Regions from separate parts of the Homo sapiens genome. Here region 2 is linked to region 1. A link is a loop called in an ENCODE intact Hi-C map of the cell type or tissue named here. Cell type or tissue: HepG2. All regions are shown on one strand. Links, peaks and the distances in the headings refer to the core of each region. The heading gives the core; the rest is flanking DNA.

Region 1 (5,376 bases), core at 69-5,068:
CATGCCTGTAATCCCAGCACTTTGGGAGGGCGAGGCAGGCGGATCATGAGGTCAAGAGATGGAGAACATCCTGGTCAACATGGTGAAACCCTGACTCTACTAAAAAAAAAAATACAAAAATCAGCTGGGTGTGGTGGCGTGCGCCTGTAGTCCCAGCTGCTCGGGAGGCTGAGGCAGGAGAATCACTTGAACCCAGGAGGCAGAGGTTGCAGTGAGCAGAGATCGCACCACTGCACTCCAGCCTGGCGACAGAGTGAGAATCCGTCTCAAAAAAAAAAACAAAAAAAAAAAAACCCAAACCGAGTGTGTCTGTATTTCTGTTTGCCCAGGGGTAGTACTTACCATTAGGAAGGCGATTTACCATTTAGGAGATCCTATGTTTGCACTTCAGTTTTATACAAATGTTAGTTTAACTTCTCTTAAGCCTTGATTGGACTGATCTCATACAGAAGTGTTGCCTGATGTTACTGGCTCAAGATGCTGGACTTGTGGTTTCAGGTTTTTTTCTTTTTTTTTTTTTTAGACTAAGTCTTGCTCTATTGCCCAGGCTGGAGTGCAGTGGTGCAATCTCACCTCACTGCAACCTCCGCCTCCTGGGTTCAAGGGAGTCTCCTGCCTCAGCCTCCTGAGTAGCTGGGATTACAGGCACCCGCCATCACACCTGGCTAATTTTTGTATTTTTAGTAGAGACAAGGTTTCACCATGTTGTTCAGGCTGGTCTCGAACTCCTGACCTCAAGTGATCCACCTGCCTTGGCCTTCCAAAGTGCTGGGATTATAGGCGTCACCGTGCCTGGCCGATTTCAGGTATATTCTTGATCTGGATAGAGATTGGGAGTGACAGCTGTTGCCATTAGAAAATTATTTTTAAATTCTGTATTGATTTCTACTGTCTGGTTCTCAAAAGAATTGAGACAGACAGAAAGTGGAAGTTGCAGTCGCCTTCTCAGGAAAAGCCTAGTAATCAATCTGTTTTGCTTTATGCAAGAAACAATAATGCAGTGACTCAGTCCTTGGGAAGGAGCAAGCAATTGGGGTCTTGTCTTTAAGCTCGTTTTTTCTTGATCATTAATTTGTCTAGAAAAATACTTGAAAGATGGTTTTGCAGGAGTTACCTTCCAGGTCAGGAACTGGTAAACCAAAGCCCATGGGTGCCTGCACTCTGCTTCTGGTGACCTGCAAGCTAAGAGTGTCTTTTCACATCTTAAAATTGTTGCAAAATGGCTAAGCATGGTGGCTCATGTCTGTAATCCCAGCACTTTGGGAGGCTGAGGCAGGAGGATTGCTTGAGCCCAGGAGTTCAATACCAGCCTGGGTAACATAGTGAGACTCTGTCTCTACAAAAAAAATTTTAAAATTAGCTGGGCGTGGTGGCACACACCTGCAGTCCCAGCTACTTGGGAGGCAGAGGTGAGAGGATCACTTGAGCCTTGGAGTTGAGGCTGCAGTGAGCTGCGATTGTGCTGCTGTACTCCAGCCTGGGCAATAGAGCAAGAGCCTGTCTTAAGAAAAGAAAAGAAACCAAAAGAAGAACAATTACTTTGTGACATGCAAAAATTATATGCAATTCAAATTGCAGTGTTCATAAAGAAAGTTTGATTGGAAAACAGCCATGCTCCTTCATTTTTCTAAACAGCAGTGTGGAGACTATGTAGACCCACATAGCCTAAAATATTGACTCTCTGGCCCTTTTCGGAGGAAGTTCGCAGACCTCTGTCCGGATCCCATTCGTATCTGCTTGACCTTGAGGATCTCATGGTCTGGAGTAGCAGTGAAGCAAACATATTATTAAAACACTGCTCTGCGAAAGCATTCATGTTTGTTTCTTAAGGGGGTTTTGTTTGTGTGTTGTCTTTCAGCAGAGGGAAGGGGCCTCTTACAGGCAGGGACACTCCTCCCTTGTGTGTACACAGTGGTGGTCCTTTGCTGGAGGATGGTGACATTGAGCAACAGTGGACTGTGCACTCCAGGCTGCGCGCCCTGTTGCTGTGTGCTTCTGTGGGTCTTGTGAGAGGCTCTGTCAGCATTTGCCTGATGCTGTGCTCACAAGGGCCCTCTACAGACCTTCCTGAAGTACATTCACTAATCAGGCTGCCTGCGGTCACTCGCTGCGGACTGCGTGGTGCCCAGGCCGCCGTGCTGATTTGATGAGGATCTGGCTCTCCCTCCCTCCTTCCCCGTGGCATCTGTGCATAGAGCGCCTGCATCTGGAAATACAGTCCAGCTCTTCCAATATATTTTGTCTTTTTCATTCAAAAAGAGCCCTCATCTCATGGGATGCATTTCTTTTTTTTTCTCTCTTTTAATTCCTCCCTTAGCTGACAACAGAACGAAAAAGAAAGTGGCTCACCGGGAACGAAAGCAAGATTTTTCTGCCTTTAAGCAGACAGACAGTGAGATGAAGGTTAAAATATCACCACAGCTCCTCCTGGCCATGCACCGTTTCCTAGCAACAGGCAAGTGCAGCTTATCACAGTTTGAGATCTCTACCAACCCTGAAGCGTGTTTCTCACCCACCACTGACTGGGGTGGGTTGGGGGTGGACACTGGGAAATGGGGTGATAAGTAATGCCACTTTTGTGTTTTGTTTTTTTTGTTTTTTTGTTTTGTTTTGTTTTTTTCTTTTTAAATTCTCTCCTCTCCTATGTTCAGTGTCGGCATGAACCCTCTGAGACATTTACCAGGGGTGGACCAGTAACTTAAAATTGGTCTGAAAGGTAAGGATGAATGTTAGTGCCACACTGCATGTGTACAGTAGGCCAGGCCATCTCCTTCCAGCTAGGTCCGTGGGAGAGCCAGCTGGCGGAGCAGGCTGATGGTGCCAGCCTGGCACCAGCTTGTTTGATGGACAATTGAGTCCAATCTCTCTTCAGCTTGTCCTGGAAGCACAGTTGGACATCAGTGGTAACACAGGGGCTGTGATTTGCAAAGAAGAAAACTAGGTTTTCACAATTAAATCTTTATCTTTTATGATTTTAATGAAATCAAATTCTAAGAACTTTGATATGGATTTCTTGATGGCCTCCTCAGATCAGATTAACTCGAGTCCATTTCAGGAGGCAAGTGTTCATGTTGTTTAAACCACCAACCCAGCCGGCACTGACTGCTCCAGAGAGGTCAAGGTTGAATGGACTTAAGATACTGACCAACCCTTCTCCCATCCCCAGATGCTCTCCAGGGTTGAGCTCTGGTGGCCAGGGGAAGTGTGAGAAAGTCTAAAGCATCCAGTGGCTTTAGAAGACATCGGTGTCCCTGATAGGCAGCCAGTGCCTTTCATCTGCATGCAGTAAACTTAAACCATGTTTAAAAGAAGGCTAGCCGCAACCACATGGTGGAATGCTGTTTAACTCTTTAAGGTCGTGTTCTCAGACACATGGAAATGCTCACAATATTATATTTATCACATCAGAAAATATAGCTTAATACAAAGTGGGGAGAAACAGAATCTAAAACTATGTGTACATTAAGATTAGAGTTGTGTTTTTGTGTGTACACACATGTATACATGAGCACACGTGCCTGGGCATGGCACTGGAAAGAAATGCTCACTTGATTGCTCAGAATGGTAATCTGAGTGGTTGGCTTATAGATAAGTTTTTCTTTCTTCTTTCTTTTTCTGTATTTTCTAAAATTCCTGTAATTACTATCTTATTACAAAAAAGTCACAAGTTAATACAGAACTTACAGCTTTCATAAATACATAATTAGAAAATAAAAGAACAGACGATGTCTTTCACTTATTATTCTTTTTCTAATTTTGATAATACTGTTCCTCATTTAAGTACCACAAATTAAAACTAAACATCTAGGCCGGGCATGGTGGCTCATTGCCTGTAATCTCAGCTCTTGGCGGGGCCAAGGCAGGCTGATTGCTTGAGACCAGTCTGGCCAACATGATGAAACTCTATCTCCACTAAAAATACAAAAATTAGCCAGGCATGGTGGTGGGTGCCTGTAATCCCAGTTACTCGGGAGGCTGAGGCAGAAGAATCACTTGAACCCGGGAGGTGGCGGTTGCAGTGAGCCGAGATTGCGTCACTGCACTCCAGCCTGGGTGACAGAGTGAGACTCCTTCTCAAAAAAAAAAAAAATTTAAATTAAAAAAAAAGAAAACTAAAACTAAATCTCCTACTCTGCTTCTGAGATATCATAGAGTCCAGTTGTAGGATAGCACCCTTCAGTCAGTAATTTTTGTTTTTGTTATTTAAAATAAAATTGCTGTCTTTGTAAATACTTTTGAACATTACTTTTTTTTTTTAAATTAGCATGTTGATGTGTGCACATGCCCTGCTCTTATTTCCAGTCTCGACCCTCTTTGTTCCCCACATTCCTTGGGGTAGTTGAGTGGGAGAGGGAGACGTGGGGCACCTGTGTGTGTGCGCTGGCACTAACCGCACCTGATGCTCCTGACCTTGGCTTCTTCCTTTGGCTGTTGGTCGACAGTCAGGCTGTTATGGCTTGTTGAGGGGCATCCCCCGCACTCAAGGAGCCCGCTTGCCGTTGATTTTCGTTTCTGTCAGTGAAATTAGTGTACTTTTATGAGGACTGAAGTCAATGATGGGTTGAAAAGGAAAGAAGTAAAAGGAACAAATGTGAGAATTCAGCACTTTCTAATTTCTCCCAGGTAATCTGTCCCCAGTGGATCACCAAACGGAAGCCTCGTCCATTCAAATGCTATCACTTTGATTCCAAGTATTCTTATCTAAACACCTCAATTACTATTAATAGTATAATTTTTCTCTCTCTGTTTGAAATGTAATATCAAGTTGTGTTTATATCTATAGAAGTAGAAGCATTTAGCCCATCCCAGATGTCAGAGAAGATCCTTCTAAGGCTGCTAAAGCACCCCAATGTCATCCAGGAACTGAAATATGATGAGAAGAACAAGAAAGCCCCCGAATACTACCTCTACCAGCGCAACAAGCCAGTAGACTACTTCGTTCTCATTCTGCAGGTCAGAAGAATTATTCAATAGTGGTTTGCTCTCACTGAGTATCCATCTTTCAGTTTGGTGTAAGTGAATGGGTGTCACCGTGTACATACTGAACCTTTCTATAGGGGGTAGCCTTAGACATGGGAGAATTTTATCTTCCTGTTTTCATATCTGTAAAGTAATTCTAATATAAAGCAATGCCAATAGTTACTTTAATTTTCAATACTAAAAGGTGCTTAGTAGGCTCGGTGCAGTGGCACATACCTGTCATTCCACCACTTTGAGAGGCCAAGGTGGGAGGATTGCTTGAGGCCAGAAGTTCAAGACCAGCCTGGGCAACATGGCGAGACCACCATCTCTACAAAAAATTTAAAAATGAGCTGGATGTGGTGGCATGCACCTGTGGTCCCAGCTACTTGGGAGGCTAAGACAGGGGGCGGGGCG
Region 2 (5,376 bases), core at 209-5,208, 65 kb before region 1:
AGTGACCCGAGATTGCGCCACTGCACTCCAGCCGGGGTGACAGTGCAAGACTCAGTCTCAAAAAAAAAAAAAAAAAGTTTTTATCCTCCAGATCGTAGAATTATATTACTAGAGGTGGTGATTCAGCAGAAGCTGGATAAGCAATAATAGGGATTTTGTGTAAGTGTTGACATATGGGTAGGGTGGGCTAGGTGATTTGCTAATAGTGAGATATTTTGATTCAAGTATAAATTTCAGTAGTTGCAGATGAACACAGAAGGAACAAGCACAGATTTCTGCTGATGGTTAGTAAGACAACATTGCCAAGGGAGGGTGTCCCCAGAAGAGCAGAAAACCTAATATGAAAGCTCAAATTTAAAAGATGGAAGCAGGAAGTAAACTGCTGAAGGAGAATGTTCAGAGGAAGAAAACCAGAGGGTTTAGGGTACAAAGGCTGAGGGTGGAGAGTTTGAAGGAAGAAGAAGAAATTAGAGAACCATAAAGAAAATGATATATTCTAAAGCGGTAGTCCTCAAGGTAAATTGCATGTAGCTGTGCCTTGGGATGCAGTAGGACTTACATATATATATATGAATGAATATGCATATACATTAAGCTTATTATTATTATTATTATTTTGAGACGGAGTCTCGCTCTGTCACCCAGACTGGAGTGCAGTGGCGTGATCTCGGCTCACTGCAAGCTCCGCCTCCCAGGTTCACGCCATTCTCCTGCCCCAGCCTCCTGAGTAGCTGGGACCACAGGTGCCCACCACCACGCCTGGCTAATTTTTTTGTATTTTTAGTAGAGGTGGGGTTTCACCATGTTGGCGAGGATGGTCTCGAACTGCTGACCTCGTGATCTGCCCGCCTCGGCCTCCCAAAGTGCTGGGATTACAGGCTTGAGCCACTGCGCCCGGCCAAGCTTATTTTTATATGGATTTCATGATGTATATATTTTGTAATATATATAATTTATAAGTAAATATAAATTAGGGAGGTGTACTCAACATTTTCATAGAATACATAGTCAAAAATGGTTTGCAACCTCTGCTCTAACAAAAATAAAACACCCTACATCTTTGGTTCAAGATTGTCACCCCCAACAGTTGTGTGAAATGTGGGGCAGGAATTATCACTATTTTCCTTTGGAAATTAAGGTTCCAAAGATAATGAGACCAGAGCCAAAGGTCAGAGTCCACTGTCTTCTCTCTGAGGCCTCAATGTGAAGACCTGAACTGTGGCAGCAGATAATTCTGGAGACCTGTTAATCAGCTGTATGCACCACGCTACTTAATTGATTTAGAAATATTGAAAAGGCCGGGCATGGTGGCTCATGCCTGTAATCCCAGCACTTTGGGAGGCCGAGGCGGGTGGATCACCTGAGGTCAGGAGTTTGAGACCAGCCTCGGTAACCTGGTGAAACCCCGTCTCTATTAAAAATACAAAAAAACTTAGCCGGGAGTGGTGGTGGGCGCCTGTAATCCCAGCTACTTGGGAGGCTGAGGCAGGAGAATCACTTGAACCTGGGAGGCGGAGGTTGCAGTGAGCCGGGATTGCACCTAGTGCATTCCAGCCTGGGCAACAGAGCGAGGCTGTTTCAAAAAAATAATAATAGAAATATTGAAAAGGCGTGGGACAAAGATAGGGTCTCAAGACCCTTACTGTAGTCAGGGGTGTTAATACGTTTTAGACTGAAACCTGTGAATGCTCACAGGTGCAAATGAAAGTGACACAGATACTACAAAAGTGCTTTCGTTTGACCACAAAGAAATTCTATAGGTCTGGGATTCTCAAAGTTTTGACATGTCATTTTAAGAATCTTATACAAAGTATAGACCTTTTCCCCAGAAGTATGCATACACACACATACTTTGGCATACAGTTTGAGTGAATGTCTCGTTCTGCAGCTGCCCTAGAGCATCCAGGGACCTCAGCTCATCATTTGCTAACTTTACCAAATGATGGGTTAAAATTCTCTTCCTTGGTAAAATTCTGCCCACACCCTATCTTTTGGGCACTTAATTATACCTAAAAATAGCATTGAGAAAAGCAGCTATTTCATCCACAATTAGAGAATATTCTTGAGTCCAGCATCAAAGCCATTATGGTGCTTTGATCAATAAGTTTGTTCTCCACGGAAGTGAGGCTTAATGGCTTAGGTGACCGACTAACTTTCTCCTTAGTTGCTCTAGAAGTCACCTGTGAATGAGCCCTTTCAAAGGGAATGATTTTGACTTCTGAAAACTTAAGCAGATTAGAAGCCTTGAGTATAGGATTTAGAATAAGAAGTACTCAGTAGTAACCCTGGTTGTCTAACTACACAGGCTTGTATGATTTGAACTTTTGTTGTTGTTGCTCTTCTGGTTTCCTTAAACACCAGACAGATCCGATTACAATTCTAAATATTTAGTTCTGTGCAAACAGGAACAGCTCAACAGTTCACCTTCACTGAGTAACGTATGTCTATTTAGATAAGCAAACTACTGTTGCAAAAACCCTGGCAAAATGTCAGGATGAGCAGGGGAAACTTTCATTATCTTTTCAGCCATCCGAACAGTTCCCCAAGAATCGGACATTTTTGAGACTTAACTAGTCAAGGTTAAATTACTCATTGTTCAGTGAGTAAATTCTGTCTAAAGACTTAGCTGGGGTCGTCTTTATTTTATTTTTTTCATTCTTCTTTTTTTTTGGAGGTTACTTCAACAAATAAAGTTTTATTTTTATTTAGGCTTTCCTTGTATTTTAGGGAAGAGAAAATATTTGCTTTATGTTCTTAAAGTGAGTTTAAAAAAAAAATGGTACATTTAAAGATAGTTTGGGGACGGGCATGGTGACTCATGCCTGTAATCCCAGCACTTTGGGAGGCTGAGGCGGGCGGATCACCTTAGGTCAAGAGTTCGAGACCAGCCTGGCCAACATGGCGAAACCCGATCTCTACTAAAAATACAAAAATTAGCCAGGCATGGTGGCGCATCCTTGTGGTCCCAGCTACTTGGGAGGCTGAGGCAGGAGAATTGTTTGACCCAGGAGACGGAGGTTGCAGTGAGCTGAGATGGCACCACTGCACTCCAGCCTGGGCGACAGAGTGAGAATCCTATCTCAAAATAAAATACAATTTGGGGTTTCTTAATGCCTATACTCCTTTGTTTAACTATAGGGCTTCTAGTTCTTTAAAGATGATTAGTGATTGTACAAAAGGTATAATATAATAATTATAACAGCCTCTTACTTTTCATATCCATTAAACTTTTTTTTTTTTTTGAGACAGAGTCTGGCTCTGTCACCCAGGCTGCAGTGCAGTGGTGCAATCTCGTCTCACTGCAACCTCTCCCTCCCCGGTTCAAGCGATTCTCATGCCTCAGCCTCCCAAGTAGCTGGGATTATAGGCATGTGCCACCACACCTGGCTAATTCTTTGTTGTTTTTTGTTTGTTTGTTTGTTTTTAGTAGAGATAGGGTTTCATTATGTTGGCCAGGCTGATCTCGAACTCCTCACCTCAGGTGATCCGCCTGCCTTGGCTTCCCAAAGTGCTGGGATTACAGGTGTGAGCCACCGCGCCCGGTTTAAGCCACCGTGCCCGGTCTTAAACTTTCAAGTAGACAGGACACACTGGCTACTTGTGTGCCCCCAGATGTATAGAATTATGTTACTAGGGATGGGGATGCTACAGAAGCTGGATAAGCAATTGTAGGGATTTTGCGTGGGAATAAAAGTGTGGAATGGCTAAGGTTAAACTGGCCAGTTTAAGAAAACTGAAGAGCAAGATGGCTTTAGTAAGTGGTATAGATGAATAGAATCAGAAAAATAATAGAAACAGTTTCTATTAGTGTAGTTCCCAATAGGCATTAAGTAGGAGAATTCTAACTTTAAGCTATAGCAATGGCTCTAAGTCTTCATGTGTACAAAGTTCTTGGAAGTAAAAGTGAAAGGGGTGGGCGTAGAATGAGCCTCATTCCTAACCAGAACACTCATCACTGACCACCTATACTTGTTTTGTAACAGAGTGAAGCGATCTTTAATGCAATTTTGATATTCTTTCCATCCACTCTTGCATTTTGTTCTTTGAGGTGTGAGAGAAGTGTGTATCTGTCCGTTCCTTAATGTACAGTGCCTTGAATGGTTGACGGTGTGGAACTTTAAAGATCTTTGTGTAAATTTACCTTCTGATTTCTTTTACCCCCTGTTCCTCAGCCTACATGGAGAACTTTCACTGTAATTGGAGAGTAGGAATAGTTATCTCTGTGTACAAATGAGACCCAATTCTTACATTTTCCATTGTGGCTGTAGGAAATTTTATTTTATTTTGAGACATTCTTGCTCTGTTGCCCAGGCTGGAGTGCGGTGGTGCGATCTCGGCACACTGCAACCTCTGCTTCCCAGGTTCAAGCAATTCTCCTGCCTCAGCCTCCCGAGTAGCTGGGATTACAGGCGTGTGCCACCATGCCAGGCTAATATTTTATATTTTTAGTAGAGACGAGGTTTCACCATGTTGGCCAGACTGGTCTCGAACTCCTGACCTCAAGTGATCTGCCTGCCTCGGCCTCCCAAAGTGCTGGGATTACGGATGTGACTCGCCGCACCAGGCCAGAAATTTTAAATTTTGAAATGGTGTGCCCCTTCTCTTACTTGGTTCTCTTCATAAAATCCCTCCAACTTCAAAAGGGATGGAAATAATTAATGGAAGCAAATAAGATATTGATTAAAAGGATATTTATTTTTAGTAATATTTCTTTTGGGTTACTTCCTTGCCCCATTTTAAGATTACAGTATCTGATCTTAGGATTTGAACTGTTCCATCTGCTTTCCTCCATTACAGTGCTCTCCTGCTTTTTCATATTTGGCTTGCTTAACTATCAGAATTTTGATTCTTTCATTTCTTAAATTCCATCGTCTGAAGTAAAGCTATACTAATTTGGAGTATCTGAAGGAGTAGAGGGAAGGCCACTCTGAACTAGCATAAGATCTTAAATACAGAGCATTTTTCAAGGAATGTTATATTATCATTTGTACTGATAAATTAAAGACTAGAACCACAATATATTACCTAGTATTGGTCCTTAAGGAATTTGCAATTACCTGAGCCTTGGTTTTGCATGTAAATAGATGCTTCTAAGTGCTTGAGTCTACTTTGAAAGAGTTCTTAATAGTTTAACCAGTAACACTTAGTCTTGGTTATACTCTTATTTAGTAAACATTTTATTTTTTTTCTCCATAGATGGGGTAAAGGTAAATTTAGCTCAGCTGTATGAACTATTACATTAAAGTTTTTTAGAGCAATTTTTATAGCTTTTCTCTATATACATTTGCATTTACATTACCTGTATGTACTATACATACAAATTGATATGTACATGCTGATGTATTAAAATCCCTGAGCAAACTACATATTTGTGGA

What was found. A loop is a pair of places that touch in the nucleus more often than their neighbours do. Peaks named below come from ENCODE experiments on the same cell type or tissue, not always from the same donor. Only the 100,000 strongest peaks of a DNase experiment are listed, where the experiment ranks them.
Region 2: it touches region 1 in a loop (4-fold over the local background); 6 of 110 quality-filtered maps call a loop at or near these places.

What each region holds. Positions count from the first base shown.
Region 1 is chr10:103,052,012-103,057,387 of GRCh38, forward strand. It overlaps CNNM2 (cyclin and CBS domain divalent metal cation transport mediator 2), which reads left to right. Exons shown (of 8, transcript NM_017649.5): 3 at 2,318-2,455; 4 at 4,784-4,953. Among named protein-coding and RNA genes, the nearest start is that of CNNM2, 140 kb to the left of the region's middle. In HepG2, for the core only: a CTCF peak has its summit at 2,037; a DNase peak (open chromatin) is centred at 1,990; H3K4me3 peaks cover 462 bases.
Region 2 is chr10:102,986,721-102,992,096 of GRCh38, forward strand. All of the region lies in intron 1 of CNNM2 (cyclin and CBS domain divalent metal cation transport mediator 2), which reads left to right. Among named protein-coding and RNA genes, the nearest start is that of CNNM2, 71 kb to the left of the region's middle. In HepG2, for the core only: no CTCF peak of the experiment used is centred there; a DNase peak (open chromatin) is centred at 2,441; H3K4me3 peaks cover 1,059 bases.